3 separate regions of the Homo sapiens genome follow, and regions 1 and 2 are each linked to region 3. Evidence: read pairs that join two places in POLR2A ChIA-PET (ENCODE). Cell type or tissue: PC-9. All regions are shown on one strand. Region 1 overlaps MTHFD1 (methylenetetrahydrofolate dehydrogenase, cyclohydrolase and formyltetrahydrofolate synthetase 1). Region 2 holds the start of LOC105370534 (a long non-coding RNA gene). Region 3 overlaps ZBTB25 (zinc finger and BTB domain containing 25).

The links. ChIA-PET counts read pairs that join two places held together with the same protein. Peaks named below come from ENCODE experiments on the same cell type or tissue, not always from the same donor. Only the 100,000 strongest peaks of a DNase experiment are listed, where the experiment ranks them.
Region 1: POLR2A ChIA-PET joins it to region 3 with 25 read pairs; 15 of 35 experiments call an interaction of 5 or more read pairs at or near these places.
Region 2: POLR2A ChIA-PET joins it to region 3 with 33 read pairs; 7 of 35 experiments call an interaction of 5 or more read pairs at or near these places.

Annotation. Positions count from the first base shown.
Region 1 is chr14:64,417,307-64,425,306 of GRCh38, reverse strand. MTHFD1 (methylenetetrahydrofolate dehydrogenase, cyclohydrolase and formyltetrahydrofolate synthetase 1) reads right to left here. Exons shown (of 28, transcript NM_005956.4): 7 at 7,283-7,419; 8 at 5,382-5,493; 9 at 376-503. Among named protein-coding and RNA genes, the nearest start is that of MTHFD1, 33 kb to the right of the region's middle. In PC-9, no CTCF peak of the experiment used is centred here; a DNase peak (open chromatin) is centred at 3,996; H3K27ac peaks cover 947 bases.
Region 2 is chr14:64,897,663-64,905,662 of GRCh38, reverse strand. LOC105370534 (a long non-coding RNA gene) reads left to right here and starts at 3,535. Exons shown (of 3, transcript XR_943942.3): 1 at 3,535-3,591. In PC-9, no CTCF peak of the experiment used is centred here; a DNase peak (open chromatin) is centred at 222; H3K27ac peaks cover 118 bases.
Region 3 is chr14:64,486,182-64,494,181 of GRCh38, reverse strand. It overlaps ZBTB25 (zinc finger and BTB domain containing 25), which reads left to right. Exons shown (of 3, transcript NM_006977.5): 2 at 3,642-3,821; 3 at 6,125-8,000. The coding sequence starts at 3,649. The coding sequence ends at 7,259. Among named protein-coding and RNA genes, the nearest start is that of ZBTB25, 14 kb to the left of the region's middle. In PC-9, no CTCF peak of the experiment used is centred here; no DNase peak of the experiment used is centred here.

The sequences.
Region 1 (8,000 bases), 69 kb after region 3:
AGGGAGATGGAGGTTGCGGTAAGCCAAGATCACACCATTGCACTCCAGCCTGGGCAGCAAGAGCAAAACTCCGTCTCAAAAAAAAAAAAAAAAAAAGAAAGGGAAGGCAAACCAAAACAGACCTGGCCAAGCCAGTGTGATCGCACTTTTCTTCTTTCAAAGTTATTATATTCCAAAACAGACTGGAATTATGCCATCCCTACTTTCCTCTATTAATGTGCCTGATCTTATTTCTCTATTCTTCCCTTCCCTTTTTCTCAATAAATTCACATCTTTACTTCTGAGTAGGTTTTTGACATTTCTACTTGGGGAGAAAAGCAGCCAAAACTCGATCAGCTTTTCAGAACTCTTATAGAAACTTTTATTCACAATTACCTGCATGAGCATTGCAACTGTCATGGGCCCTACGCCGCCAGGAACAGGAGTGATGAAGCTCGCCCTCTCTTTGGCCTCGTCGTATGCCACATCACCCACAACTTTTCTCCCATTTGGTTTTTTATCATCTGGTCAAGTGGGGGAGAAATCAAAACTAAGTCTCAGAATCACAGTCCTGGTGATCAGTTACGACAAAAACTCAGCAGAATTGTAGGGTGTGTTAGTCCCATCAGGCTCCAGTGCCTACTTAACTTAAAAGCTATGGAATGACAGATGTTTGCTATTTCTTAGGGAGAAAATTATTTTACCTGCAAAAATTCACAAGATGCATAAGTGGTTTTACAGAACCTGGAGAATCCTTTTGTAGTCTCTCAGGTGGCAAATAAAATACCAACTGTTTTTTATTCTTAAAACCAACTACCCAGTATATAATGAGCACCCATTTTAAAATGTTAATTTGCTAAAGCCTACAAAGGAAATTTTTTGGGTGCACAAAGATCCAACTCTGTCACAGCTGCCAGATATCGTTTCTACAGCAACTGTCAGCATTTTGTGAGCTCCATGTGTGAGCTGGAGGAACAATTCAACATCCAATTCCAAAGACACAGCTACTTAAATGTATGCTAAAGGCAAAGAATATAATTACACTTCCCTTAAAAGGACACAAGAACAACTACAAATCTTACCAGCAAAGAATAGCTATTCAAGAGAACAAAACCCAATGATGCATCATTGCTCACTCACACAAAGAACATCCTACACTTGGCTTCAGTGCACTTCCAGGAGGGGCTGGGGGCGGGCCTAGACCTCGAAGCAATAAGGCTCCCGCGCTGCATCTGGTAGTTTTAGCGACATCACCACTTCTCTCTGATCAGATCGCCACAACTGAGAAGAAGCTCCAAGGTGGAGGCAAGAAGCCAGAATTAAGAGATTAGCAGGCACTTTGGGAGGCCGAGGCGGGCGGATCACCAGATCAGGAGATCAAGACCATCCTGGCTAACACAGTGAAACCCCGTCTCTGCTAAAAATACAAAAAAATTAGCTGGGCATGGTGGCGGGCACCTGTAGTCCCAGCTACTTGGGAGGCTGAGGCAGGAGAATGGCATGAACCCGGGGGGCGGAGCTTGCAGTGAGCGGAGATTGCGTCACTGCACTCCAGCCTGGGCAACAGAGCGAGACTCTGTCTCAGAAAAAAAAGAGATTAGCTGTAGCATCAGCTCTTTTATTAAAAATTAGGGCCAGGTGTGGTGGCTCACACCTGTAATGCCAGCACTTTGGGAGGCCAAGGCGGGTGGATCACCTGAGGTCAGGAGTCCGAGACCAGCCTGGCCAGCATGGTGAAACCCCGTCTCTACTAAAAATATTAAAAAATCAGCTGGGCTTGGTAGCGGGCACCTGTAATCCCAGCTGCTCAGAGGCTGAGGCAGGAGACTCACTTGAACCCGGGAGGCGGAGGCTGCAGTGAGCATTCCACTCCAGCCTGGGCAACAAGAGCGAAACTCCGTCTCAAAAAAAAAAGTTAGTTCTGCAGCTCCTGTGGGCTCCATATTAATCTGAAGTCCAAAATGCAAAGAAGGCTTAACACTACCTATCACAAATTTGCTGAGGGCAAAATGAGAAAATGTGTACATTACTGAAATTGAAAAAGCAGCCTCCAAACGCAAGAGTTTCTCTTTCCACCACAGATACGTAAGATATTTTTTATATGGAGTAAAAGGAGCTGGTCAACACAACTCATTGGGATGGTTTCAAGTTTCTAGAAGATTATAAAGCAGCAAACTGGCAGAACATTTCCTCTTACAGCCCCTAGAGTCATTTCAAAATGCCAAGGAAATATAGATAGAGGTTTGCCCTCTGTACAAGTTTCAATCGTCTTCACACTGTAGTTAGCTTGAAATACCCGCTGCATCTATTTCTACGTGTTAATGTTAGTCATTTTCGTTTTCCCACAGGTAAGAGACACATATCTTTGACTACATGACTAAACGCAGCACTGGTGAGTTCAGTTTTGCTCCTAAACCAAATACTGTCAGGGTTGACGAGACACTGCTAAACATGCAGTGCTTCGTGGATAGGATGATGTGGTCAGTGGAAAAAGTGACCACTACTCAGCCTAAGCATATGACCTCAGTAATGAGCAAACCTTTTGGTTATCTACCCCCAGCCCTAGAATTTCTCTTTCTTTGGGAAATCACATGTACAAAAATCAACTAAAGATCCAGCTGAGCCCTGACTCTTCTACATTTAATTTGGGGACCCTAATAATAGAGGCCAGTCCAGAAGCAGCTACACTGGATAGGTTGAGACTGGATTGCATTAGGGTGGGGAATCTGTTCCCACTTTTTAACCCTTCCAAATAAAACACTATTGATCTGGCCCTTCTCAATTTATCTTTAGTAAGCCAAGCAGGAAGAGCACTTTTATGTGTTTCTCTGGCCAATACTTTCTGCCCTGCACTTGAATCTTTAAAAATATTACTTCTTTGTAAAAGGTATACACACCTTGATTCATTCTTAATTTGGCAAGTGACTTACAATGTTATCCCTGAGTGGACCATGCAAACTATTTAAATAATCAAAATATGAACCAAGAAGTAGCTCGGTGGTAGAAAAGTTTGCTTCTAAAGTGAACATTTGCAAATATCAGTCTTTAGGTCCTGCAGCCCATTTGCTGGTCTGTAACTGAGTGATTCTGCCATCCTTTGGGGAACACAATAACATCCAGCTGTATCAGCATTAATTTGCCTATATGCCCAAGATCAGTAAAAACACTGTTGACCAGAAGGGAAGATACTGCTTTGATTTTATTCATATTTTATTGTCTACATAAGGAATCAATGTGAAAAGGATGGCAAGTTTCATGTTTAAGTCAACATTTCCTACCTATCTGCAACACTCAAGATCCCCACTCAGGTTTTTCTTCTCCATTTCTCACATGTAATCCAAAAAAAAAATGCCAAAAGCAGAAATATGATACAGAAGATGCGAGGTTTTAAAAAGACTGAGCTTGCTGGGTGCGGTGGCTCACGCCTGTAATCCCAGCACTTTGGGAGGCAAAGGTGGGCGGATCACGAGGTCAGGAGATCGAGACCATCCTGGCTAACATGGTGAAACCCCGTCTCTACTAAAAATACAAAAAAAATTAGCCGGGCGTGGTGGCGGGCGCCTGTAGTCCCAGCTACTCGGGAGGCGGAGGCGGGAGAATGGCATGAACCCGCAAGGCGGAGCTTGCAGTGAGCCGAGATCGCGCCACAGCACTCCAGCCTGGGCAACAGAGCGAGACTCCGTCTCAAGAAAAAAAAAAAAAATTAAAAAAATAAATAAATAAAAAGACTGAGCTTGAATGTCATATCGCAAGTATTCAAAGTGAGGAGTTGTAGGAGAGCAATTTCTTTATCGCCTGTTAGATAATTACACTACAAGAAAATGAGTGATCAATTATGAGCTACTGTCTTAAAAGCACGGTAGGGAGAGTGGGAGGGAGGTTAAAAACGGTGAAGGCTTGACAGTGACTAATGTTCCTGGCAGCTCAGCGTCTACATCTGAAACTTGAGATGGGAAGGGAGAAAAAAGACTTCCAGCTATAACTCCCTTCGACAATTCAATAGATATGAGTGCCAGTGGTCAGATGGCAGGAAGCTGGATGTGGCGCCACAGTGACCACTGCCCTTGAGGAGCTATCTAGGCAGGAGAGCACAGGACGCCGTACATGAGACACATGCAACAAAAGATACAATACACATGTTCTATGGGAGAGGAGGGAGGGAGAGAAGGAAAGATCATCCCTTGATAAGGGGAAATCAAACAAGGTTTGGAAGGAATAACAGACATGACAGAGAGGAGATGGGGAGGAAGCAGCTGAAGGTGAAGGTGAAGTTGAACCTTATTCAGTTGTGTAGCCCAAGGCCTGGCATTGTGCTGGATACACAGTAGTTGCTCCGTTAAAGATTGTTCCTTTCTTGGATCTATGAGGACGTACGCAAGTTTTGCCCTATTGTTCTGTGAAGTTTTCTGTTTGAAAGAGTAGCCCACTCCACTAAGAATGCAGGTGAGGGAACTACAAAGGGCAAACGAGGCATGCGCAGGGAAGGGAAAGTGGTCCACTTTACAAGTTGAAGACAGGTATTCACCATGCGCAAGTGAGATCACAGGCTGCAGAGGTCACTGAAATTAGTGTGAGGCTAAGGAGTCTGGCAAGTAAGAAGGAAGAGGCTCAGAGTTCCATGCCAGAAGGTGAACGTGGCAAGGCGAGAGCACGGGGATAGATCTGAGTGGGAAGCAGCTGGAGGGAGGGACACCTGCAAGGAAGTTATCACAGCCCATCAGCTGAGAAGGTAACACTCAGTGGTGACACTCAGAACAGAGGAGAGAGAAAACAATTCCTAATATTTAGAGACTGGTCCAATATAGGGAATGCTTGGGAGGGAAACTAAAAGGCTTCAGACTTGCGGGAAGGAAGAATGGTGATACTAACCAAAAGACGGGAGTAAGGGGTAACTTGGGGATGAGGATGCCGAGTACAGTTTTGGACATGATTAAAAGGCTAGATTTATCCTCTCAGCCTAGAAAAAAACCCAGGTCAAATATCTTCTTTGTAAAGCCCTCCTCTTGGCAGAATGAGTCCCTCTTCTGGACTCTCATAGCACTTTGCAATAATTATACTGTATTTTAAATCCATCCATCAACTTTGCTAAAATAAAGGGTGATCTCTACATGAAGATAAAGTGATATATCCCTCCTGCCCTCCCTCTCACTTTCTCCCTGGACAAAGTCATCTTGGAAGCTGTACAGCACATGATGAAAATCAAAGGCTCTGGCACCAGGCAGACCTGCCTGCAAGTGGCAACTCTTCTATCTACTAACTCTGTGCACCCTTGGGCTAGTCAGTCTCCTAAACCTTAGTACTACAAGCATAAAATGAGACAAGCTTCTCTCTCAGGCTTCTTTTGATGACCTAGATACCATCCTCAATACCAGCAGCCACCTTACTCCTCCAACAACACTCACCTGGGACATAATTGATTCCACAGTCGATGACTATTGCCCCAGGTTTGATCCACTCCCCTTTAACCATTTCAGGCTGACCAGTTGCAACCACCAGGATGTCACCTTTATTTACCTAGGGGTAGGGGATTTGGACATCAGAAATGAAATAATGAAATACACACCAAAAAAAAACCCAGAAATGAAAAGGATATCCCTGAGCTTTGTATTAAATTCTTAAGTGTCATAAGCTATTTCATAAGATATTGGGTTAAGGCCTCAAATGTAAGCCACACACTGTTTCTGACAGCCCTTCACATGCCGTGCTCATTTCTACACATGCCAAAGAGCTCCCTTTCACCAGCCATTTTACCCAATAGGGAAATCAGTGTCAACCTGCAAGGCAGAGGGGCAAACAGGCTTGGGGCCCTGCGTGTTATGTCCAGACACTGCTCCTTCTCCTACAGAATGTAGAGCACTACTTTGGGAGGATTAAAAGAGAAAGTACTAGGCCTCTCTCCTGCTCTCTCCCCACATTTAAGAGACTGCACTGTCAACAGGCACGTGTGTGTGTGTGCGCATTCTTGGGCTCAGGAATCTGATGCAGGGATCTAGAACAAGCTGCCATAGCTATTAGCAGACTACTGCCCACGACTGCCTCTGGAGCACCTTCACTCTGAGGCCACCACTTTTACACACATGGGATCTGGCTGCCAGAGGTCAATCTGAGTGCCTGTACTGCTAATCCCTGTCCACCACGAGGCAGATTAGGGTAGAAAGTACTTGGTGAGAGGCCAGGCATGTTGGGTCACGCCTGTAATCTCAGCACTTTAGGAAGGTGAACCAGGAGGATCGCTTGAGTCCAGGAGTTTGAGTCCAGCCTGGGCAACACAGTGAGACCCCTGTCGCTACAAAAAGCTTAAAAATTAGCCAGGCATGGTGGCACATGCCTGTAGTCCCAGCTACTCAGAAGGTTGATGCAGGAGGATCACTCGAGCCCAGGAGTTCAAAGCTGCAGTGGGCTCTCATGGACTGCCACTGCACTCTAGCCTAAATAACAGAGCAAGACCCTGTCTCAAAAGAAAAAAGACAAAGGTCGGGCATGGTGGCTCATGCCTGTAATCCCAGTACTTTGGGAGGCCAAGGCAGGTGGATCACCTGAGGTCAGGAGTTCAAGACCGGCCTGACCAACATGGAGAAACCTTGTCTCTACTAAAAATACAAAATTAGCCAGGCGTGGTGGCACATGCCTGTAATCCCAGCTACTCAGGAGGCTGAGGCAGGAGAATCACTTGAACCCAGGAGGCAGAGGTTGTGGTGAGCTGAGATTGCGCCATTGCACTCCAGCCTGGGCAACAAGAGTGAAACTCCATCTCAAAAAAAATAAATAAAGAAAAAAGAAAAAGGAAGAGAGAAAGTACACAGAACAAACTCTGTATAAACTTCAGCATGCTTTTAATTTTATGTTTTTTTTAATTAATTAATTTTTTTTTTTTTTTGAGACAGGGTCTTGCTCTGTAGCCCAGGCTGGAGTGCAGTGGTGTGATCGTAGCTTACTGCAGCCTCGACCTCCTGGGCTCAAGCAATCCTCTTGCCTCAACCTCCCGAGTAGCTGGGACTACAGGCATGTGCCCACCCCATCTGGCTAATTTTTAATTTTTTTTGCAGAGAAAGCGTCTCACTATGTTGCCCAGGCTGGTCTCAAAAACTCTTGGGCTCAAACAATCCTCCTGCCTCAGACTCCCAAAGTGTTGGGACTACAGGTGTCAGCCACCCCACTCAGCCTTTAATTTGAATTTGTTTTTTCATCTTGTAAAAATGAGATGATGGGGTTAAATGAGGTCATGAGTGTAAAGGACATGGCAGCCTCTGGCACACCCACCCTCCCCACCGTAACACCTTTACCTCTCCTCTGGACACCCTACCTCCTCATCCAGATGGGCAGTCTTGGAGTGGCAGGTGGTCACTGTGGCATTGTTCCACAGAAGCAAGTCATGCATCGGGGCCCCAACTATTTTACTGCGCCCAACCACCACAGCATGCCTTCCGGCAATCGGCACCCCTGAAAGAAAAGCCAGCCTGCATCAGAGTTGGAGGATAGAAGCTGCCCTCCTTCGCATGCCACGTGGAGAAATTAGAATAAGTGCACAAAAACAGGTTCTTAACATCAAACAGAAACCTTCCTAAAAGCATTCCTTCTTTGGCAATAATATTCTCAACTCTAGGGTTTCAGCTATAAATTGGGACTTGTACTTGTGTCCTTCTGGCCGTGGGTTTTTGGGAGCAGCTTAAGCCAAGATCATTCATTGAGTCATAGGGGAGTGGGAAGAAAACCTACACTCAAAGAAAAAAGAAACCCTGACATACAGCTAATCAGCCATACGGAAGAAGACATCAGATTAAATTACATGGGGAAAAAAAGTTAAAACAAATAGGGTGTATGTAACAGGCTGGAGAGATGTGTAAGAAATTAGATTAGTATCGGTAATTCCTTCTAACTTTGGTAAGTTTGTTTATACAGTTCCTCACCCAAATTTCTCTTTTGGCTTAGGGCCTGAGCCATAGGGTTACTTGCAGGGAAGTGATAAAGGGGAAATTGAACTGTGGCAGCAAAGCTTTCTTTTTGCTATCACAGCATCCATT
Region 2 (8,000 bases), 410 kb before region 3:
ATTTGAGAAAGAAAACAAACAAACAAAAATTAGGAGAGTTTTGGTTAGAGAATAATACCTTTTGTTCTAATAAATTACCAATAAATTAATTGCTAAATCATGTCTTCATTCTGTGCCCACCAGAGGAAAGATTCTGCCTAAGACATGGATGACTCAACAAGAAGGACATGCCCTAATATCATCCAATTTAACACCTCCTTGTTCTCTAGGAAATGACCTATAAACTTAGCAGTTTGTTACTTCATTCCTGGAAGTTTAGCAACAGCCTCCTGACTTCAATTGGTTCTTTTTTTTTTTTTTTTTTGAGACGGAGTTTCACTCTTGTTGCTCAGGCTGGAGTCCAATGGCGCAATCTCGGCTCACTGCAACCTCTGCTTCCCAGGTTCAAGCGATTCTCCTGCCTCAGCCTCCCAAGTAGCTAGGATTACAGGCATGTGCCACCACACCGGTCTAATTTTTTACATTTAGTAGAGATGGGGTTTCACCATGGTGGTCAGGCTGGTCTTGAACTCCTGACCTCAGGTGATCCACCTGCCTCAGCCTCCCAAAGTGTTGGGATTACAGGTGTGAGCCATCACACCCGGCCTTCAATTGGTTCTATACACTATTTTATGTATCTCTTTTATAAATAATTGGATCCAGCTGGGTGTGATGGCTCATGCCTGTAATCCCAGCATTTTGGGAGGCCAAGGCAGGAGGATCACTTGAGCTCAGAAGTTCAGGACTAGCCTGGGCAACATGGCAAGACTCCGTCTTTACAAAAAATACAAAAATTAACTGGGCGGTGGGTGTGGGGGCGTGTGCCTGTAATCCCAGCTACTTGGGAGGCTGAGGTGGGAGGATCACTTGAGCCTTGGAGGTCGATACTGCAGCGAGCTTTGATTGCACCATTGCACTCCAGCCTGGAAAACAGAGACCTTGCCTCTAAATACATACATACATACATACATACATACATACATACATACATACATACTGGTTTTTGTCAACTTGGGCTGAAGGAAGGTAGTGACCCTTCACAGGCAAGGTGTCTACATCAGAGAGCATTTCATTTCAAAATTCAGAATGGTGCTCAAAATGTAAATATACCTGGAAGAAGTAATATGATGATATTAAAGCTCAGGAATTCAATTTCACTCATATAATGTTTGGGGTATCTGCCTCATGCCCACCTTTCACAGTCAGGGGGCAAGGCAAGAAAAACCAGTGATCACAATACAGTGTAATAACTGCTCTTCGGGATGCTCCTGGGGCCCAGATAAAGGGCAGCCTGGGAGAGGTCAGAGAGAGGAGAGGACACAGTCTCAGCAATGATTTTCCAGAAGTGTTGATCCCTCCGCAGACTCTTTAAGCTTAGACATTAGGGAATGTTGGGCAGGGTGTTCCCCCGACACAAGGACCAACATGTGCAAAAGTGCAGAAATGCTGAGAAACAAGTTTGTAAGGGGTGGTACATAGGGGAGGTTGCATTGATCTAAGTAATGTCACATCCTTTCATGAAGAGGATAAAGTTTTGACCCTTTAGTCAGGGGATATTGGCTTCATAGTTATGCCTCGGCCCAGCGCTTATGAAGGTTGTATAATGGATTTTAAATTGCTCAAGCTTCTTCCTACCATATACCAGGATCACATTTTCTACCAAAGTGGTGGTATGGAGACATACAAATGTGGACTCGCAGCCCGGCTCTGTGACTTATTAGCCGTGATGAAACACTGTGGGAAAGGTACTAACTTCTCTGTTCCCTTTCCCTCATTTGCAAAATGGGAATGCACCTTCTTCATGGAGTTGCTGTGAGAATTAAAGGAGAGAATCCACATTACACACGGTCTGACATATGTATTAAGTATTCCATAAATGTTAGCTATGATGAAGATGATTCCAATGGACCTAATAAAGATGTAAGAACAAGTGGCTAGTAATCAAGGGATGGTAATTAACTGCAACCGAATCCCAGAGTTAAGAAAAGTCTTAAGAAGTCACTTAATATACTCCTTTGCATCTAAGATCAATGCTTAAATCAACACTGTTCGACCCTACCTGCCACCAAGGGCTCTAACTATACTCAAGGAAAGATTGGGAGTAGAGGGAAAGGGTGAAAGAAAATCACAAGTAGAAAGAAGGGAATGAGAGATAAAGGGAAAAGGAAGCGGAATGATAGGACAAATGAGATAGAAAATACACTTTCGTGGCACATCTACTATTTAAGTTGCCTATTCCTGACTTCAATCTTCCAAGGCAAGTGATGACTTCATTCAAGTTAAAAAGAACCAAAGGAAGAACTGGGAACTCCAAGAGGTCAATATATCCAATAATTCCAGAGAAGTCCAGGTATTAAAAGATCATAAGTAGAAGGAAGTGTTAAGAGTCATCTTTTATCTTTTTTTTTTTTTTTTTTTTTTTGAGATGGAGTTTCACTCTTTTGCTCAGGCTGGAGTGCAGTGGCATGATCTCGGCTTATTGCAACCTCTGCCTCCCAGGTTCAAGCAATTCTCCTGCCTCAGCCTCCCAAGTAGCTGGGATTATAGATGTGGGCCACCACGCCCAGCTAATTTTTGTATTTTTAGTAGAGACAGGGTTTTGCCATGTTGGCCAGGCTGGTCTCGAACTCCTGACCTCAGGTGATTCGCCCGCCTCAGTCTCCTAAAGTGCTAGGATTACAGATGTGAGCCACCGCACCTGGCCATCTTTTATCTTTTCTAATGAGCCGTATGTGTGTGTGTGTGTGTGTGTGTGTGTGTGTGTGTGTGTGATGTTCCCTCACTGTTGCCCAAACTGGAGTGCAGTGGCGTGATCTCGGCACACTGCAACTTCTGCCTCCCGGGCTCAAGCCATCCTCCAGCCTTAGCCTCCTGAGTAGCTAGGATTACAGGTGCACACCACTTTGCCTGGCTAATTGTTGTTGTTGTTGTTGTTGTTGTTGTTTTTAGTAGAGACAAGTTCTCATTACGTTGCTCAGACTCTAAGAAGCTCTTTATCAAACTTGAGAATATTTAGAGAATCTCTAGACAGATTATTGTGCGTATTAAGACTACTGATGTTATGAGGGGCTCGGAGACTCTCGCAGATACAAGCAAAAATGCTAGACCAGACATTTACAGGTGAAATCTCTCTCTGAGAACCAAATTTTAGAGGAGTAGTCAAAGGGAAACATCCTTATATCATCCATGTACAAATCAATGAATGCTACTATCATCACCTATTTGGTAGGAGGAATTTTAAAAAGGCCCAAGCTGTCAGTAGTTTGAACAAAATGGTGTTCCCTTCTGGGGCTTTTCAACATCGACTCACACGCCCATGTGATTCTGACCTGCTACTCTTTTGTTGCATTATTTTGTTAAGTGTTTACTCCTGAGAGATGATTCTGTCCTAATTATCTCTTACCCACATGTCTTTCGTTTTTTAGTTTGTGTTCTAGTTCATTTTCAGAGCGTTCGCTCTCATGACTGCTGTCTTTCTTTTGGTTTTTAGATCTTCTTCCTTCTCTTTCTTTAGTTCCTGGTGGTTGAGCAGGGATAATGCTGAACTGGGGCCAGGTGTTAATTAAGCAAAATAAGTCAAGCAAGTCAAGACTTCCAAGCATTTGGTTTCAGGTAAGTTAACCACCACAGCATTTCCTTAGAAATAATTTTATTTTGATTTGATTTCTGTAAGTCCTCTGGTTGGGGCTGTTATCTTTCTGCTGTGTGACAAAGCAATGCAAAGAGGATGCGTCAAGATACAGACGAATGACATTATTCAGCAACAAGGCAACAGGGCAGAGCCTTGTGCCAGAGGCCTCAATCCAGTCCTCAGCAAAATCTTGAGGACATTTTTTGATGTCACTATCTGTTTCTGGGGACATAGAGGTTTTTGTCTTTTTGCCAGAAGGAAAATTGGGTAGTGAATTTTCTGATTTGAAGGTTTATTCCTAACCCATGTTTCATTCCTAAACAACAGAGTAAAGACATCATCATGATGAACAAACAACTTTTAGTGTATATTATGTGTAAGACGCTGGCCAGGCACCAGGAGAACACACAGAGAGAATACATAATTTATACTCGGATGATTTACTATCTTGAGGAGATTAGATATATGCATTTAAATACATACATACATTTTAACAAACAAATAAAAACTACCAGATAACACATACCAAGTGCCAAAGGGTAATATATAAGTAGGTTGACCATATGGCCCAGCTTGTCCTGGACAGTCCCAGTTCATACCTGTGGTTTCAGAGTAATTGTGACCCTTTTAACAAGCAAATATACAATCTGGATGATAAATTATATGGTCACCATACGTACAGACCACTAATCTAGGAATCAAGAGGAGGGGGTGATTATCAATGGCTGGGGCAGTGGGTGGTGAGTTCATGGAACTCGTAGAACTTGAGCTGGGCCTTGAAGGAAGAGTTAGGGCAGAGGCAAGGGGCAAGTAGTCTATACGAAGAAGACCAAGAACAAAAGCACCAGCCAGGCGTGGTGGCTTATGCTTGTAATCTCAGCACTTTGGGAGGCTGAGGCGGGCAGATCACCTGAGGTGAGGAGTTTAAGACCAGCCTAGCCAACATAGTGAAATCCCATCTCTACCAAAAAAAAAAAAAAAAAAAAAAAAAATTAGCCAGCTACTCAGGAGGCTGAGGCAGGAGAATCACTTGAACCCAGGAGGCAGAGGTTGCGGTGAGCTGAGATCGCGCCACTGCACTCCAGCCTGGGCAACAGAGTGAGACACCATCTCAAAAAAAAAAAAAAAAAAAAAAAGAACAAAGGCACCAAAAGGAACATGGGAATAAAGTACAGTCACTGCACTACTCCAGGGGACACTGTTCACATTATATTCTCTGTGAATAGTGTCCTCTGGAATGTGCAAGTGTCAGCTCTAAGGGTATGTCATATTTGGGAGCAATTGGAAAATTAGCTGGAGAAGAGAATTTGTGTAAAGGATTTGTGTGAGGTAAGAATAGAAATAAGTATTAGCTGGTTGTGGTGGTGCATGCCTGTAGTCCCAGCTACTTGGGAGGCTGAGGCAGAAGGATCACTTGACCCCAAGAGGTTGAGGCTGCAGTGAGCTAAGATCACGCTACTGCATTCCAGCCTGGGTGACAGAGCAAGTCCCCATCTCAATTAAAAAAATTTTTTTAAAGAATAAAAAGAAGTAAGAAGCAGATAGTGGAGGATATTAAATGCCAGGTTAAGATATGTAACTTTCATCCTATAGGTGATAGGAATCTAACTGAAGAGTTTTGAATAAGGAAATGATACCTACAACAATATATTTTTAAAAGAATAATATTCCCAATGAAACTGTTGAATGTATTAAAAGGAAAAGGAAGACGAAGGAGAAGAACTAGTTTCAAAACTATTGGGAATGCATAGGAGAGAAATGATGAGTCTGAGCTACAGTAGTGGCAGTGGGAAAGGGAAAGGAAAAGAGACTTGAGAGAATTTGCAAAGGCAGGATTGATAAGAGTTTGGTAACTGGCCAACAATGCAAGAAGAGGGAACAGTCAAGAAGGACTCAAGATTTCAAACCTGAGTCACTGAGAAAATGATGGTATCATTGATGAATGTGGAGAAGTTGAGAGGAGGGAGGACTTAACTTTGAGGGGAAAGATAAGCTCTGTTCTAGACAAGATGAGTTTCAGACATCCATTTGGAAATATCCAGTAGGAAATATTAAGTTGCAGCTGAGACAGGAGATCATGACTAGAGATGTGGATTTAGGAATTCTGTGGAGCATTGAATAATTGAATGAAAAAGTGTTTTCCTTCAAGATCATAAGTGGCAGACAGCCCAAGATTATCACTTGGGTTGCAATTTTATTGGTAGAGTAGATAGGAATATAGGTTGGAAACATAGCAGAAGAGATCCCAGAGGTGGAAGTAAAAAGACAGTGTGGTACGTCAAGACGGCAAAAGGAAAAGAACATTTCAAGCTGGAGAGGTTGGTCTACAGGGCCAAATGCCGGAAGGAGGTCAAAGAAGATGAAAATTGAGAAAATTAATAGTTTTTGGTGGTGAGGATGACGCTGTGGACTTTAGAGGGTATGATTTTATTGTGGTTTTATAGATGTGCTCCATGTTTTAAGGGTGAGGGATGAGTAGGTGGCAAGTCAAGGTAGATAATGAATGAAGGCTGATTTTGTGAGAAATTTGGCAGTAAAAGAAGAGAAAAATGGGATGAAAGTTCAAGGAATAGCCACTACTAAGAAAGAATTTTTTTTCCTTTTCCTGAGACTGGGTCTTGCTCTGTCACCCAGGCTGGAGTGCAGTGGCACCACCAAGGCTCACTGCAGCCTCAACCTCCTGGGCCCCAGCGATCCTCTAACCTCAGCCTCCCATGTAGCTGGGACTACAGGTGTGTGCCACCATGCCCAGCTAATTAAAAAAAATTTTTTTAGAGACAGTCTTGCCATGTTGCTCAGGCTGGTCTTAAACTCCTGGGTTCAAGTGATCCTCCTGCCTCAGCCTTCCAAAGTGCTGGGATTACAAGTGTGAGCCACTACTCTTGGCCAAGGAAGGATTTTTAAAAATATATATGATAAGGAGTTTATGTTACATGTTGGACTATAGATAGCCCTTTATTTGCTTAGAATAAATTCTGATTTTTCAAATTGCTCGCAGTACCTTTTTCCTCTGAATTCTATGCAAGAAGTTTACTACATCAAGGGAAGAAGAAAATACAGATAGGACAAGATCTGATAAAGGATTCAATAGTTACTTATCAAAAGATTAAAATGGACTTAATCTCCTTCATGTAGCTGGGGCCCTTTTCTATTCAGGCAGAAATTTAGGTTAGAAGAGGATATCTCTAAAATACTGAAGAAGATTTTTTGCTTGCTTGTTTTTTGTTTGCTTGTTTTTAGAGACAGGGTCTTGCTCTATCACCCAGTCTGGAGTGCAGTGGTGTCATCATAGCTCACTGCAGCCTCAAACTCCGGGATTAAACAATCCTCCTGGCTTAGCCTCCCAAAGTGCTGGGATTACAGACATGATAAGCCACTGCACCCAGCCTGTTTGTTTTTTTTCGAGAGTTTTCTAAAGCCCCCAGTGCACTCCCCAGTTTAAAAACCTTCAGTGGCCTACAGATTCCCCAGCCTGACATCCTCATGCTTTCCACTTTCCCAGCCACCATCGTTCAGGCCCCGGTTACTTCTCCCCTTGATGACTATAATAGTCTGTCTCCTATCTCTCTTCACTCTAGCCATCCTACATACTGCTGCTAGCTTAATTTTCCTAAAGCACAGTACTGATCCTATCTGTGCCTTGATAAAAGCCTTCAACGAATTACCATTGTCAACTGAATTAGGCACAGGTTCCTCTACCTGACTGTTAAAGCCAGCCACAATGTGGCCGTGGTTCACCTCTTCTGTCTTAATTTCTATACTTTCCATATATATAAACTGATTTACAGGCATAAAAATGTGTCACCTAGTCCTTCTATTTGGAGTGGCCATATGACATTTTCCTATTAAAAAACAACAAGTAATTTACACACAAAAGCGGGAAAAAGAAGGTGTGAGGGTCATTTTTGCTTGTTTTTTGAGACAGGGTCTCTTTTTTTTGAGACAGTCACTCAGGCTGCAATGCAGTAGCATGAACCTGGCTCACTGCAGCCTCAACCTTCCAGCCTTAAGTGATCCTCCCACCTCAGCCCCCTGAGTAGCCGGGACTACAGGCATGCACCACCATGCCTGGCTAATTTTTTGTTGTTGCTGTTTCTTAGAGACAGGGTTTCAATATGTTGCCTCAAACTTCTGGACTCAAGCAATCCTTCTGCCTCAGCCTCCCAAAGTAGTGGGATTACAGGCATAAGCCGCCATGCCTGGCCTTCATTTTTCATTTCCTGTTAAGTGTGATCTTGCTGTCTGAACCCTCTCCCCAGAATTTGCTTTGTAATTTTTATATGGCATTTAACAAATGCTGCCTTATATTAGAATCATTTGTTTCCTTCTCCTATCTCCACCCCACTAGAGTGAATGCAGCCTGAGGACAAAGACCATATGGTCCTCATCT
Region 3 (8,000 bases):
CTGCAAGGTCATTGCCTTTCCTCAATGACGATGTTTTCTTTTTTCTCCTCCTCTGTCTTATTTTGTCTTTTCTGTTTTCCAAAGATTCATTCTTAGCTTTTTTCCCTCTTATTTCATTCTACTTTTTAGTCTACTTTATTATTTTCATACTTGGTTACTTCAGCCTTGTCGTTTCAGAGGCCTCTTCTCCCTCTCTGGCTCTGCTCTCTCTAGAGCCCTGTCCTGCTTCTTGTCCCCGCTGATCACTAAACATTTCTACTTAGATACCTGGTAGACACTTGGAGCTCAGAGTGTCTGAAGTGAAACCCCTATTCTTCTTCTTCTTTTTTTTTTTTTTGAGGTGGGGTCTCAGAACCTCTTATCAAGACGGTTTCTGTACTTCTTCTCTAATGTTCTGGGACTCTGCCTTTATATCAACACCTAGCACATGGCAGTTACTCTGAAAATGTAATCTGAAGGAATGGATGAATTCTTCCAATTACCCAAGCTGGAATTCTGAGACTCACCTTTGATTTGATCTCTGTGGTGACAAGTCATGTCAGTTTTGTGTCTGATGTATCTCTTGTATTCCTTCCTTCATTCCCACTGCGATTACTTTGATACCATAGTAGGCTCCTAGCCAGTCTTTCTCCATGCCTTTTCCCTTGCTAATATTTTTTATATGTTGCTGTTAGAGCAGTCTTTACTCACGCCTAATGATGGTGATGATGATAATGCCTAGTATTTATTAGGCACTAACTGTGGGCCCACTGTTTCTAAGTGCATTATATCATTAAATTCAAATAACCTATAAGTTAGATACTGTCATTGTCCATATTTTATAAGTGAAATGGAGGCCCAGAGAGTTAAGTGTCTTGCCAAGACCACGCAGCTAGTAAATGGCAGAGCTAAAATTTTAAGCTGTCTGATTTTAGTTCAAGCTTTAACTACCACGCTCTGTTCTCCCTCCCACAGAGTAAGTTAACTGATCATGCTGTTCTTACTCAAACATCTTACATAGTTCACTTCAAACACGACACTACTTTTTAGTCTTATATTCTGTATGCTTTTTGAACTGACCACATTTCATTATTTCTGTTACTTTTTTTTTCTATGCCAAGCTGAATCCTTCTGTTATCTAACTATTCATATTCTTCCCAGTAATTTTATTCATTTTATTTTTTCTGCCTGGCCTTGTTTCCCATCAAGTTGCCTGTGTTTATCTCCCTCTGATAGCATGTTCTCTAACTGCTCTGTGCTACTGAATGCATTTATTTCATATTATAATTATGGTTTGATGTTTTATCTTTCCTGTGAGCCTGTAATCTTGAGTGTAGCATCTTGTCATTTTTTTCTGTCTCCACGCCTTGTACAATGCAGGCTTTTACACATTTTTTCTTTATTAAATTGCTCTTCAAAAATATCTGTTGAATAAGTGAAGAATTTAACTGTTACCAACAGACCATTAACCATAAGATTCCTGTATGGGTGGCTTATTAGTGTGCTATGTCTCATTTCCCTATGGTTCAGTAGTTCAATATAATGGGAAGAACTGGTGAAAATGTTTATGATCCGAGGGTTTGGTTTTGTTTTTTTTTTTTGAGACAACTTATCAGGCTAGTTTAAGATGCTTCAATATGAACCATTTCATTGATTCTAAGACACGTTTTTCACATGCTGAAATTGTCAATACAGATTTTTAGTTTGTTAGGCCGGGCACGGTGGCTCATGCCTTTAGGAGGCTGAGGTGGGCAGATCACCTGAGGTCAGGAGTTTGAGACCAGCCTGGCCAACATGGTGAACTCCCGTCTCTACTAAAAATACAAAAATTAGCTGGGCATGGTGGCGGGCACCTGTAATGCCAGCTACTTGGGAGGCTGAGGCAGGAGAATCGCTTAAACCCAGGAGGCGGAGGTTGCAGTAAGCCGAGATGGAGCCGTTGCACTCCAGCCTGGTCAACAAGAGCAAAACTCCGTCTCAAATAATAATAATAATAATAATAATATAACTTGGGGATTATTCCACATCAGTACATTAAATATGTAGTTTTAATAGAGTCTGCCTTTTTTTTTTTTTTTTTTTTTTGAGATAGGGTCTTGCTCTGTCACCCAGGGTGAAGTGCAGTGGCATGATCATGGCTTACTGTAGCCTCAATCTTCCTGGCTAAAGCTATCCTCCTGTCACATCCACCCAAGTAGCTGGGACTAAAGCATGCACCACCGTGCCTGGCTAATTTTTGACACATAGGAAGCACTATAAAATGTTAGCTATATTTATTATATTACTGATCACTTAGCTGTCTGCTGCCCAAGCCACTGCCAATCTTTAGACGGCTAACCCTGCATTACATCACTGACCTCCTTAGACCTTGGTCTGGCTGGCTGGTGTGGAAACCTCATTCTCTTTTTCAGTGTCTGCTCTTTCAAAGGATGTTCTCCTGGCCACCCAATGATGCCCTTTATACTACAGCTACCTTCTGCCTAAAGTACCAGGGCTCTCTCCACAGTAGGGTAGAGAAGATGATGTACAGTCTGCCACCTGCCTGAAACCAGGGCACTTCTGAATGTTTTTGCTGCTTATACTCGGCTTCTTGGCCAGAATTCTGCATGTTCTTCCTCATATAGGCTTCCCCGCAGTTGTTCCACCTTGCCTTTTACTTCCTTTGGGAACCTACATTATAATATGCGTCTGAATCCAGTTGAGATCAGTTCTTTCTTTTGTGTGTGTGTGTGTGTTTTTGAGACAGAGTCTCACTGTTGCCCAGGCTGGAGTGCAGTGGTGTGATCACAGCTCACTGCAGCCTTGACCTCCCAGTCTTAAGTGATCCTCCTGCCTCAGCCCCTCAAGTAGTTGGGAGTACAGGTGCATGCCACCATACCTAGCTAATTGTTTTATTTTTTGTGGAGATGACGTTTCACTATATTGCTCAGGTTGGTCTCCAATACCTGGGCTCAAGCAACCCTCCTGCCTCATCCTCCCAAGGTGCTGGGATTACAGGCATGAGCCACTGCGCCAGCTTAAGTTCTTTCTCAGGAGGCTCTTGGGCCACAAGTAAATTGGGGATGTGGCTTGACATCTATTTTAAGAGTTCCTGAGCTACTGTGATGATAAGTCCCCCAAACATTTGATGAGAGTTGGGAAGCCAGTATCCCCTGAGCACCAGAGGATCCCTGAGGAGGAGTGACATCTCTAGCTCAGCCAGGATACCGTGTTATGTTATTAACATTTATAGCTAACATCGAATAGCAGTTTCCATTACAACATGATTTTCACATAAGTTATTTAACTCTGAGGCAGGAATCAGTATCTCATTTTCATTTTTCTAATGAGGAAACAAGATTAGAAACATTGTGTTCACATAGATGGAAAAGGACAGGTCTGTCTTCATGTGTCACTCATACCAAGCTATCTTCTTACCAGATGAAAAAGGGTCATATTTTATGGTTCAGCAGAGTTTATATCAGTTGTCATAATGGAGGAATTTAGTGTTAGCCGTGTTTGCAGTGAAAGTAATAGGATTGAAAACTTGAATAATTTCATTTAAATTTAGATCTCCTTGTTACTCTGTAGGTTTGTGTGAACTGTAGACAATTTTGTATTAATAAAAAATAATGCGTATATACATACACACCTATCTACATTTATCTTGTCCTTTTTTTCAGAACCACAATGGACACTGCCAGCCATAGCCTTGTTCTTCTCCAGCAGCTGAACATGCAGCGAGAATTTGGTTTTCTGTGTGATTGCACAGTTGCAATTGGAGATGTTTACTTCAAAGCCCACAGAGCAGTGCTTGCTGCTTTTTCTAACTATTTCAAGATGATATTTATTCACCAAACAAGGTAAGGATGTGTTTTTGTAAATAAGAATTTTTAATATTGTGATTTATATAAGCTTTATTATAGTATCATTTTGGAAATTCTTTGTTACGGAGTCACACTAAGAAGTAAAATTATAATTTTTTTTTTTTTTTTTTTTTTTTTTTTTTTTTTTTGGCGACAGAGTCTTGCTCTGTCACCCAGGCTGGAGTGCAATGGTTCAGTGTCGGCTCACTGCAACCTCTGCCTCCCAGGTACAAGCGATTCTCCTGCCTCAGCCTCCCGAGTACCTGGGATTACAGGCGCCTGCCACCACGCCCGGTTAATTTTTGTATTTTTAGTAGAGGCAGGGTTTCACCATGTTGGCCAGGCTGATCTCAAACTCCTGACCTCAGGTGATCCGCCTGCCTCAGCCTCCCAAAGTGCTGGGATTACAGGCATGAGCCACCATGCCTGGCCAAATTATAATAATTTTTTATACATTAGTAATTAAACTCAGTGTGTAGGATCCATAATGGAAAATAAGAATGAAAATAAGAATAGCTAAAATTGGCTGGGCGCCATGGCTCACGCCTGTAATCCCAGCACTTTGGGAGGCCAAGGTGGGCGGATCACAAGGTCAGGAGTTCGAGACCAGCCTGGCCAATATGGTGAAACCCCGTCTCTACTAAAAATACAAAAATTAGCCAGGCATGGTGGTGGGCGCCTGTAGTCCCAGCTACTCGGGAGGCTGAGGGAGGAGAATTGCGTGTACCTATGAGGTGAAGGTTGCAGTGAGCCGAGATCGCGCCACTGCATTCCAGCCTGGGTGACAGAGCGAGACTCTGTCTCAAAAAAAAAAAAAGAAAAAGGAAAGAATAGCTAAAATTTATTGAAGGCTTATCCCATACCCAAGCACTAAGTATTTGCCCTATAATGTAAATTCTACTGCTGTCCCTATTTCAGGAAAAAGAAAACTGAGACTGAGTTAAGTAACATGCCCATGCAGGATTATACAGCTAATAAGTTAGATGCAGATTTGTCTGAAGCTATGTCTATGCTTTTAGTCACTAAGCTGTTAATTTTTGTTTCATATAACACTTTTGTTTTTTTTATTTTTTATTTTTATTTTTTTTGAGACGGAGTCTAGCTCTGTCACCCAGGCTGGAGTGCAGTGGTGCCCAGGCTGAAGTGCAGTGGCATGATCTCAGCTCACTGCAACCTCCGCCTCCCAGGTTCAAGCAATTCTCTTGCTTCAGTCTCCCTAGTAGCTAGGACCACAGGTGTGCGCCACCACACCCGGCTAATTTTTTGTAATTTTAGTAGAGACAGGGTTTCACCATGTTGGTTAGGCTCCTCTTGAACTCCTGACCTCAGATGATCCACCTGCCTCGGCCTCCCAAAGTGCTGGAATTACAGGCGTGAGCCACCGCACCCTGCTGATTTCAATAGGTTCTTTCAGAAGTTTTAAGATATCTTTATTGTGGCTATAAACATATAAAATTTGCCATTTTAACCATTTTTAATTATACAATGCAGTGGTGATAATCACATTCGCAATGTTGTACAACCATTACCACTGTCTATTTCCAAAACTTTTTTATCACCCCAAACAGAAACTTTGTACCCATTAAGCAATAACTCCCCATCTCACCCTCTCAACCCCCAGAAACCGCTAATTTACTTTCTATCTCTATGAATTTGCCTATTCTAGATATTTTATATAATACTTGTCCTTTTGTGTCTGGCTTATTTTACTTAGCATGATATTTTCTGGGTTCTCCATGTTGTAGCATGTATCAGAACTTCCTTCTTTTTATGGTTGAATAATATTCCATTGTGTGTGTAAGCCATCTTGTGTTTATCCACTCATCTTTTGGTGAACACTCAGCTTCTTTCTACCTTTTGGCTACTGTAAGTAATGTTGCAGTGAACATTGGCATACAGGTATCTGTTTGAGTCCCTGTTTTTAGTTCTTTTGATCGTTTACTTGATAGACTGTTAAATTCCTTAAGAGCAGGTACCTATTTTATTCATCAGTTTTCTACCGCTGGCATCTAGTATAGTGCATATCACTTAGGAGTCACTTGATTAATGTTGAACTATTCAGAATGTATGTCTGTGTTTCCTAACTTTAGGCAGTAGATTGAATACATGAAGACTTTTTGCTAGGCCATAAAGTTGGTATAAAATGAAAGTTTAAGCCTTTGTTGCCATGTTTTATTAAGGCAGATTGCTAGGTTCGAACTTCTTAGGAAGAAATTGCTTTAGTCTCAGACTATACTGTTAACTGAAAGGCCAGCTAGGTTGTGTTTCATTTCTTGTGGGTCTGTTTTTGTTTTTAACAGTGAATGCATAAAAATACAACCAACTGACATCCAACCTGACATATTCAGCTATTTGTTGCACATTATGTACACGGGGAAAGGGCCAAAACAGATTGTGGATCATAGTCGTTTGGAGGAAGGGATTCGATTTCTTCACGCCGACTACCTTTCTCACATTGCAACTGAAATGAATCAAGTGTTCTCACCAGAGACTGTGCAGTCCTCAAATTTATATGGCATTCAGATCTCAACAACCCAAAAAACAGTTGTCAAACAAGGACTGGAGGTCAAAGAAGCTCCTTCCAGTAACAGTGGAAACAGAGCTGCTGTCCAGGGTGACCACCCCCAGTTGCAGTTGTCTCTTGCTATTGGTCTGGATGATGGCACTGCAGACCAGCAGAGGGCCTGTCCTGCCACCCAGGCCCTGGAGGAGCACCAGAAGCCCCCAGTTTCCATCAAGCAGGAGAGATGTGACCCAGAATCTGTGATCTCCCAGAGCCACCCCTCACCCTCATCAGAGGTGACAGGCCCCACTTTTACTGAAAACAGTGTCAAAATACACTTATGCCATTACTGTGGGGAACGTTTTGATTCCCGTAGTAACCTAAGGCAACATCTCCATACACATGTGTCTGGATCCCTGCCATTCGGTGTCCCTGCTTCCATTCTGGAAAGTAATGACCTTGGTGAAGTGCATCCCCTTAATGAAAACAGCGAGGCCCTTGAATGCCGCAGGCTCAGCTCCTTCATTGTTAAGGAGAATGAACAGCAGCCAGACCACACCAACCGGGGTACCACAGAGCCTTTGCAGATCAGTCAAGTATCTTTGATCTCCAAAGACACAGAGCCAGTAGAATTAAACTGTAATTTTTCTTTTTCAAGGAAAAGAAAAATGAGCTGTACCATCTGTGGTCATAAATTCCCTCGAAAGAGCCAATTGTTGGAACACATGTATACACACAAAGGTAAATCTTACAGATATAACCGATGCCAAAGGTTTGGTAATGCATTGGCCCAGAGATTTCAGCCATACTGTGACAGCTGGTCTGATGTCTCCCTGAAAAGTTCTCGCTTGTCACAAGAACACTTAGACTTGCCTTGTGCCTTAGAGTCAGAGCTCACACAAGAAAATGTGGATACTATCCTAGTTGAGTAGCAGCTTCTCTTTCAGAATTTTTATACCAATTCTGAAAAAGAAAATTTGCGTGGCATTTTTAATTCATAAATTATTTTCCTCCTCAAGTTTCATTGACTTTTTTTCTTCACAGCTTATCCATGGTTTTAAGGTTGTATATATTAGATCTTCTCATAAGACATATTAATATGTGGCTATTAAAATGTAACATTCAATTACTACTGTGAACTTTTCACAAACGAAATAACAATTTAGAAATCAGAAATCAATGTAGAAATATGGAAACCTTAAATAGTTATTTATAGAATTCTAAGTTTTTCCAGTTATAGAATCAGTAAAATCAAATTGAATATAAAGTAAATGAAATCTGTTTTAAAGCATATTCTAAACTATCACTTCTGCCTACATTTCACATGAATTCACTCCTACCAGGATTATTTTTAAATATTTTCTTCCATATAGGAAATTAATAGTTACTTTAATGCATAACTGTATGTTATACATATGTTATAATGTATAAAAATTTATTTTAAGATATACCAAATCATGAGTAGTTTTATTTTTTAACTACTAGCTCCACAACATCTTACCTACATGGCTTCTCTTTACTTTTTAACATTGAGTATACCTCTTTTTTTTTTTGAGACAGAGTCTCTCTGTGTCGCCCAGGCTGGGGCGCAGTGGCGCGATCTCGGCTGACTGCAAGCTCCGCCTCCCGGGTTCACGCCATTCTCCTGCCTCAGCCTCCTGAGCAGCTGGGAC